2 separate regions of the Homo sapiens genome follow, and region 1 is linked to region 2. A link is a loop called in an ENCODE intact Hi-C map of the cell type or tissue named here. Cell type or tissue: sigmoid colon. All regions are shown on one strand. Links, peaks and the distances in the headings refer to the core of each region. The heading gives the core; the rest is flanking DNA. Region 1 overlaps PM20D2 (peptidase M20 domain containing 2). Region 2 has its middle 44 kb from the start of PNRC1-DT.

The links. A loop is a pair of places that touch in the nucleus more often than their neighbours do. Peaks named below come from ENCODE experiments on the same cell type or tissue, not always from the same donor. Only the 100,000 strongest peaks of a DNase experiment are listed, where the experiment ranks them.
Region 1: it touches region 2 in a loop (9-fold over the local background); 1 of 110 quality-filtered maps calls a loop at or near these places.

The regions. Positions count from the first base shown.
Region 1 is chr6:89,159,671-89,164,022 of GRCh38, reverse strand. PM20D2 (peptidase M20 domain containing 2) reads right to left here. Exons shown (of 7, transcript NM_001010853.3): 6 at 2,133-2,240; 7 at 1-1,914. The coding sequence ends at 1,760. Among named protein-coding and RNA genes, the nearest start is that of PM20D2, 16 kb to the right of the region's middle. In sigmoid colon, for the core only: no CTCF peak of the experiment used is centred there; a DNase peak (open chromatin) is centred at 1,882; H3K4me3 peaks cover 723 bases; H3K27ac peaks cover 771 bases.
Region 2 is chr6:89,034,086-89,038,481 of GRCh38, reverse strand. No RefSeq gene overlaps it. Among named protein-coding and RNA genes, the nearest start is that of PNRC1-DT, 44 kb to the left of the region's middle. RefSeq lists a cis regulatory region at 2,281-3,115. In sigmoid colon, for the core only: no CTCF peak of the experiment used is centred there; DNase peaks (open chromatin) are centred at 1,081, 2,411, 2,721, 3,791 and 1 weaker place; H3K4me3 peaks cover 397 bases; H3K27ac peaks cover 2,900 bases.

The DNA of each region.
Region 1 (4,352 bases), core at 1-4,000, 130 kb before region 2:
GGTATATAGCAATTTAGTAATTCATAGTACCACATATTTTACTTTAAAAGCAGGTCCCATATTAAGGCCTGCTTTTAAAATTGCCACTAAAAAGAAAATATTTTCAATTTGTATATTTAAACCATTAATTTAGATAACATCTTTTAAAGTCTACAAATTTAACATAGCCAAGAGTTGGTATTTGAGAAAAAGGTTTCAGTACAGGGTGTGAACAATGAAAAATTATAAAGGCATGTAATAAAAATGTTCCATAAAAACAAAGATACCTCAAGCAGGTCCACCTATACCTCTAGTTTAGTTTAGAAACTAATTCAGTATTTTAAGAATCATATAATTTTAAACTTTGCACTAAGCCTAACCTTTTTAAAAAATGGTCAGGGCCAGGTGCAGTGCCTCAAGCCTGTAATCCCAGTGCTTTAGGAGGCTGAGGTGGGAGGACTGCTTGAGTCCAGGAGTTCGAGACTGCAGTGAGCTGTGATTACACCACTGCACTCCAGCCTGGGAGAGCAAGAACCTGCCCATTAAAAAACCAAACAAAAATGGGCAGGTGTGGTGTCTCATACCTGAAATCCCAACACTTTGGGAGGCCAAGACAGGAGGATTGCTTGAGCCCAGGAGTTTGAGGCCAGCCTGGAAGCTACAGCGAGCCCCTGTCTCTATTATGTAAAAAAATAAAAATTTTTTTAAAAAAGAGGTTTTCTTATGTGTACCTGAAGCAAAGTAGTAAGTATATCTTTTCTTCTCCACGTTGTACAAGAGATGACTGTAAACACAAAATTAAAACTCATCTTAGGATCATGGTCCATCCACGAAGCTACTTTAAACTCTGATGATTCCAAGCAAGGAAGCAATATTTGCTTATTCAAAAAGTACTGAATATTCAGAGTAAGCAATATGCTAGATACTGTAACAATTTAAAAATACCAACACACATGTGTATTAAAAAGACACTGGCAGGCCGGGTGCGGTGGCTCATGCCTGTAATCCCAGCACTTTAGGAGGCCGAGGCAGGTGCATCACCTGAGGTCAGGAGTTCGAGACCAGCCTGGCCAACATGGTGAAATGCCGTCTCTACTAAAAATACAAAAATTAGCTGGGCATGGTGCCACACACCTGTAATCCCAGCTACTTGGTAGGCTGAGGCAGGAGAATCACTTGAACCTGGGAGGCAGAGGTTGCAGTGAGCCGAGATTGTGCCACTACACTTCAGCCTGGGCAACAGAGCGAGGCTCTATCTTAAAACAAAAAAAGGAAAGACACTGGCTTCAAATATACAATCTGGTAGAGGAATTAATATACGATTAGAGAACAAGTTTACCACCCTATACCACAAAACACTCTCATGGGTGTCAATTCTGAATATAAGGTTTGAAATCTCTTAAGCTTTTAAAAATACACATAACATTTAAGGCTTACAAAAAGGTTTACTAACATATTTTATAAAAATGATGCCATGTATCCTCCAGGTTAAGAAATGGTATCACTACTGTGAAGGTGAGTGGTTGCGGGGTAAAAAAAAAGAAAGAATGGCATCACATACCAGCTCCTGTAATATCATAATCCTATCAAGTACGGATTTGCAAAAATTTTCACTTTAGATATGAGGTAATTAATATGTTTTCTCCACACCCTGTCCTCACTTATCAGGTAAAAAGAATTTTACTCCTTTAAGATTAAAAAACAAGCATGCCTTCATTAAAAGAGATTAAAAGAAAAAAATCATCACGTCTTCTTGATTTATAAGTGGCCCCTAAGTCTTTTATTCTACTGCATTTACAAACTGTTCTTCTTGAAGTTTCAGTTTAAAGTCCTCTCTGATTCCTTCCAGTAACTCTGGTTTAAAAATAACATCCAGTGCCGTCATTGCCAGAGCTTTGGCCGTCCGCAGAGTGTAGAACTGAGCTTCCTGTGACCCTAAAAGGTAGAGAAAATAAAATACCTCCTTACTTATTTAAGCTGTATTTAATTTCACAGGTTAGCTACCCGTATCTCAACTGGCTCTCCAACTGCCCACCACAGTGCAGTATTTACTGAGGTGATGTTATGTAGTGAAATAGTAGGTTAAACAGAAAGGCAGCTACTACCAGAAGAAGAGTGTGTGTGCCAAAACAGTCACATCCAACAACACTTACCAGCAGCTTCAGTGTACTGTTCAGTATGATTCAAGGCATTAGATCCAATGTGAAAATATGGATGAATTCCAGGAACCACAAAACTAACATTTCCAAAATCCGTAGATCCTTGGAACACACAAAGTTAAGAAAAGTCTATTTAAGTATATGTGGTTAAGTATTCTGGAGTTATGAAGTCACAGTCCCTGTTAGAAGAGACGCAGAGAAGTGAGCTTCTTGGAGAGTTGTCCGTATGCTCATGCTTTCATGGGCTCACCTTCCACTGAGTCTGCCACCCACTCCCCTGTATCAGTCACATCTCTCATGAAGGTCACTGCAAACCTGCCCTCACCTTGTCTCACGGCTTTTACTGGCCCTCTTGGCCAGCACTCCACACTGCCACCTACTCCCTTTCTTCTCTTCTGTGACACAGCACTTGCATGGCTTCCCTTCTGCCTCTCTGATGGCCCCTTCTTCTGTCTCTCTTGGGGATAGAGCCCCCTCTACCTGACGATGAAATAATAGTTACGGGAGACTCCATTCCAGGCCCCTTTCTCTTCTTACTGCATATTCTTTCTCAAGATTTTGTCCGTATGTATTGCTTCAAATCACCACCAACTCAAATCTCTTCCCAGTCTCTGCTAAGTTCCATGCTCATACATCCAGTTGCCAGCCTGGTATCTTCTCTTGGATGTCTTCAAGGTAGATCAAACTTAACATATCTAAAGTCAAACTCATGATCTTTCTCTTCTACCTCCACTCCACCTATCAACAGTACCTGCCAAATATCTCAGAATCCTAACGCTCTTTGCATCACCATCACCAACACCTGTCCTCAGCCTATGCTATCATTATCTCTTGCCTGAACTAGAAGTTTCCTAATTGGTCTAGCAGCATCTACTCTATTTGCCGTCTTTTTTTTTTCAATCTTCATTCACCTTTCCAACCTGATCTCATACCATGTTCCCACTACTCTCGATGCCCTAGCCGCTCTAGACACTCACCATGCTCTCCCTGTCACAGGACCCTTGCACATGCTATCCCTGCATCATCTCTGTAACTCTTACTTAACCTTCAAATTCCATCTTAAGCATCATTTCCTCAGCAAAGCCTTACTTACTTCACCTTCCCATAAAGTGAAATTCCTCTAGCATAAGCTCTCACAGAGATGTATTACTCTCCTTTACAGTACTTTTTAATTTTCCATGTATTGGATGATTTGGTTCATGCTTATGTCAGAAACTAAATTATGAGGCTGTATGAGGCAAGAAATAGTATTTGAAATGACTGTGCATCTAGCTTCTCACAGGATTGACACACAGGCACTTGTTGAATAAATCACAGTAAAAACAAAGCCTTATGTTCACTCAATGGATATTTACTGAATGTTTATTACATGTCAAACACCATGCAGGCAAAGTGAGACTACACAGTGATTGGTAAGAGAATAAAGGAATATGTGACAAAGAGTAGCTAACATTTATCTGGAATACTACGTTCCAAACACAATCCTAAGTGCTTTGTATGTATTCTCATTAATATTTAGAACAGTTTCCATTTTAAACATGAAGAAACCAAGGCTTATGGGTATTAAATAACATGCCGATAGTCTCACAGCTGCTAGTTATGTGGTAAATGCAGACTGAGGCCAGACTTTGAGGCATAGTAGCCTCTATAGAAGTACTGCTTCAGAAAATATTCACTAAGCACTTAACTGTGCCAGAAACGGCTCCACACACTGAGGATGCACAGTAATGGGACATCAGTGAACAGGATGGAAAAAGCCTCTCCAGTGTTTAAAGAGTCTAAAGAGTCTGAGTGTAAAAACAAAACAAAACAAAAAAGGATGGACAAAAAAAAACCTGTTGCATATTTTAAGATCTTACTTGTGGAACTAGACCCTAGAGCCCACAAATCATACCAAAATCACAGCCACTTTATCCTACTGTTTTGTCCATTATATAAAACCCAAACCCGGGGTAGAGCAGGCCATGTGTCTTCCCTTCTTCAGCTAGACAGCAGAAACCTGCTAGGGTAAAAGAACAGAACCATGCTGAGCTGAGCTTTCTTGCTGTCCAGAACAAAAGAAAACATGAAACTCTGATGTCCCTGGACAACTCCTCTCAGTGGCAATTCTCTCTCAATCCCTCAGCCCTACCAGCTCAATGCTCACTGTGTGCTACTTCCTAGAGGGAAAGTCTCTGAACTCCCTGACCTCCTTCCTAAACATTACATCTACTT
Region 2 (4,396 bases), core at 301-4,300:
GGTGTGATATGGTTTGACTGTGTCCCCACCCATATGGTTTGGCTGTAGTCCCCATAATCCCCACATGTTGTGGGAGGGACCTGGTGGGAGGTAATTATGGGGACCTCCATGTTGTTCTCATGATAGTGAGTGAGTTCTCATAAGATCTGATGGTTTTATAAGGGGCTTTTCTCCCCCTTTGCTCTGTACTTCTCCTTGCTGCCACCAGGTGAAGAAGGACATGTTTGCCTCCCCTTCTGCCATGATTGGAATTTTCCTGAGGCCTCCCTAGCCCTGTGGAACTGTGAGTCCTTTAAACCTCTTTTTCTTCATAAATTACCCAGTCTTGGGTATGTCTTTATTAGCTGCATGAGAACAGACTAATACAGTAAATTGGTACCAGGAGTGGGGTGCTGCTGTAAAGATACCCAAAAATATGGAAGCAGCTTTGGAACTGGGTAACAGGCAGAGGTTGGAACAGTTTGGAGGTCTCAGAAGAAGATAGAAAAATGTAGGAAAGTTTGGAACTTCCTAGAGATTTGTTGAATGGTTTTGACCAAAGTGCTGGTAGTGATATGGACAATAAAGTCCAGGCTGAGGTGGTCTCAGATGGAGATGAGAAACTTGTTGGGTACTGGAGCAAAGGTGACTCTTGTTATGCTTTAGCAAAGAGACTGCTGGCATTTTGCCCCTGCCCTAGAGATCTGTAGTACTTTGAACTTGAGAAAGATGATTGAGTGTGTCTGGTTGAATAAATTTCTAACCAGGGCCCAAGGGCTGTTTAGTCAGTGGGTGACGGATCCTGCCAGGACTGGGTCTTTCCCTTCAAGGCAGTAGTTTCCCTTCGGTCCCAGAGTGTGTCTAGACATGTTGTCTGGGAACTAGGGCTTGAAATAGGGCCTCATGACTCTGACCAGTGCCCTATCCTACTGTGGCTGAGCTGGTATACAAGATGAAAGGCAAAGTCATCCTTTTCTTCCCTCTCCTCTTGTCAAACAGAAGGAAAAGTTCTCTTCTGGAGCTGTGAGCTGCACTGCCTGGGGTTGGGGGAGGGGTGGCATAAGCACTCCTTTAGCTGCCCTGGCTGATGTCTCATTGGGGCATGTGCTCTCCAAGTCCACTAGTTCCGAGCCCAGCACAGCACTAGGGCTTGAAGTCCTTGCAGCCTAGACTGTCATTCAAGTTGATTTAGGGCTCCAGAGCACTTCAGCCTGTAGTGTGAGGCTCGCCAGAACTCAAGTTCCAACCACCGGGATGGGTGATTTCCCCTCTGGCCAGGGCTGGTCTGAATGCTGCCTCTGTGGGTGAGTGTCAGCTGAATTCAGTCTGGTTTTTCTTTCTGTTGTGACAGGGCATCACTGAGTTCAATGCAAAATCTCACAATGCTGGGCTTTCTGTCTCCCAAGCACACATTTCTCTGTGCCACGCAACAGCTGCTGTGGGGGTGCAGGAGGGGATGAGGGGTGGGTGGTGTTGGCAATTCAGGGCTGTCTTTTATACCCTCTTCAGTGCCTCTTTCAGTGAGATGAAGTTAAAGCCAGGTACTGTGAGTGCTCACCTGATTTTTGGTTATGACGGTGTTTTTGCCCAGGCTGGAGTGCAGTGGCATGATCTCGACTCACTGCAAGCTCCGCCTCTCAGGTTCATGCCATTCTCCTGCCTCAGCCTCCCAAGTAGCTGGGGCTACAGGTGCCTGCCACCACGCCCGGCTAATTTTTTGTATTTTTTAGTAGAAACGGGGTTTCACCATGTTAGCCAGGATGATCTCGATCTCCTGACCTTGTGATCCGCCCGCCTTGGCCTCCCAAAGTGCTGAGATTACAGGCACAAGCCACCGTGCCCGGCCAATGATGGTGCTTTTTTATGCAGATAGTTATTAAATTTGGTCTTCCTGCGGCAGGGGATAAGTGGTGGGGACTTTTATTCTGCCATCTTGCTTCATCCCCCAGTTACAGACTTTTTGTGGCCTATCATTTCCTCTTGAAATTATCATCTATTGAAAAACTGAAATAAAAAGCTCAAAAATGAATTCTTATTGTGGTGATGATTGTGCAACTCTGTGAATGTACTTAAAATTTTTGATTGTGCACTTCAAATGGGTGAATTTCATGGAATGTAAAAAACCACAAAAACTGTTTAAAAAACTGAATTTATATTTATTAAATACTATAATGACATATTTGAAATTTAAAGTCAAGGTCTAGCTTAAAATAGTGCTCAGTGTTGATGTTTTTAAATAATTAAGTAACCTACCAGAGCATAGTTCTAATAAAAGGAAAATCCACTGGAAAAGAACTAGGTCACTCATTATGTGTTTCTAGTACTCGTTAATATGAAACAGAAGTGAAACTGCATCATTGCCTGGGATTACTGGAGTTTGCATAAGGCTCCAGGAAATTCCTTACTTGCAACACTCCTTGGCCAGCACTGTATCTGCCTTGTCCTTTCTGATAAAGTCCACCCCATGTTGTCTATGTACTTGTCCTTAATCTTTCTTTGCTTGTCAGTTGGCTGGATATGCTCTACTGCTAGGAGTGTAACCATTTTTAGTCCTGACGTAGGAAGACAGCTAGAAGATAGTAGTAAATTTTGCTGACAGGAAAAAGGCCAAGTTGGAACTCGCATGCATGTAAATCATCCTGCTAGTTAGTCATTGTTCTCACCAATAACACTACGGATCTGGAGTGTGACTTGAACAGAGCGGCTATGTGAATACTCAGCTGGCCTGGTTCCTGCGGACTTTGGAAAGCCCTTAGGTGGGACCGGAGTGTTCTGAGGTGGGGCGTGCTGAGTCATGTCTTCTCAGCTGCTCTTTTGTAATAATTATTCCTGACAGTGACCAGTCACTGAACATTCCAGGCTTACGCCTGTGTTACTAGACTTTTTATGTTTATTGCCAAACTGAAATGCTGAAAACACCCAGCAGTGGTAGGTACACTGCAAGTCTCCAGTCAGAAGGCCTCCATTCCGGGATGATTAATATCACGTGCCAGTCCTGTTGCTCTGCTTCTCCTCCCAGGATGCTCCAAGCTCCCAGCTGCACTCCCAGCCCATCCAGGCTGGACACCGGGCACCTTCCTGTCTCAGCTCACATTTCGCCTTCCTGAAGATCTGAGACAGTCTCTCCCAACTTCACGCACTGGCTCTGCCACTTACCAACTGTGTGACTTACGGATGGTGGTTTGGCAGTAGATGGTCAACACAGATGATTATCTTTCCTGGCTGTTCTAGAGTAACAATACCATCACTGTCCTCTGATTGGAATTTGCTTCATAATTTAGCATTTAACCTTAAACTCTCTTGTACCTTTGCCCACTATTTCGTGTGGTGTTTATTTTGTTTCCTTAGCCTAAAACCTCCCTGGGAAGACAGAAAAGGCTTTATTTTCTTTTGGGATCCTTTTAGAATGTGTTCTCCATTCACAGAGCAAGCTTATGCAGGCTTTGAATATGTCACAGTTGGTGGGCAGTTTAGTTTGTTGACACCACTGTTTTCAGTTCCATTAGGTTGGGGCAGTAGGATCAGATCAGGTAACGAGGGTGTCAGGGCATTGGGACTGAGTTGAACCCAACGGACCATGGCTGACTATGATGTGGAGGTTGTCTCATTGCATCAGAAGAGTTCAGTTTTTCAGAAAGTGGAAAGCCCTCATTTACGTCATCAGTCAAAACAGAGGGCTTCTCTTACAGCCTAATACATGAAATGTCTATTTCTCTTCTTCATTACAGACACCCAGTTGCCCTTGCCAGAAACTTGAGTCATTCTTAACGCTTCCCTCTTGACTTCCCTCATTGCCCAAGCTAAGAGTGTCAGCAAGATCCAGTAGACTCAACCTCTCTGTGTCTCTGCAGTCTGGCCCTCCTCTCTATGCCCTCCCCGAGGCTTTAGTTCCGGCTTCCATCATGTCTTATTGGCATCTTTATAATAACCTCACAGCAGGTCTCCCTGTCGTTCAATTTACTTCTCTGTCATTTACCTCCAAAATTCTGCTGCCATTATCTTTCTTAAACAACAGTCTGATCATGCCACTCATATATATATATATTTTTTTTTTTTTTTTTGAGGCAGTCTTTTTCTGTTGTCCACGCTGGAGTGCAGTGGCACATTCTGGGCTCACCACAAACTCTGCCTCCCAGGTTCAAGTGATTCAAGTACTGGGATTACAGGTGTGAGCCACCACACCTGGTCAGATTGGCATGTTGCCAAAAAATCATTCTGACTACAATACGGGGAATAAATTGAAGAGGGAAAATTAAATTCTAGGAATTTTTTTTTTGAGACAGGAGTCTTGCTCTGTCACCCAGGCTGGAGTGCAGTGGCGTGATCTCAACTCACTGCAACCTCCACCTCCCTGGTTCAAGGGATTCTCCTGCCTCAGCCTCCCGAGTAGCTGGGACTACAGGCACCCGCCACCACG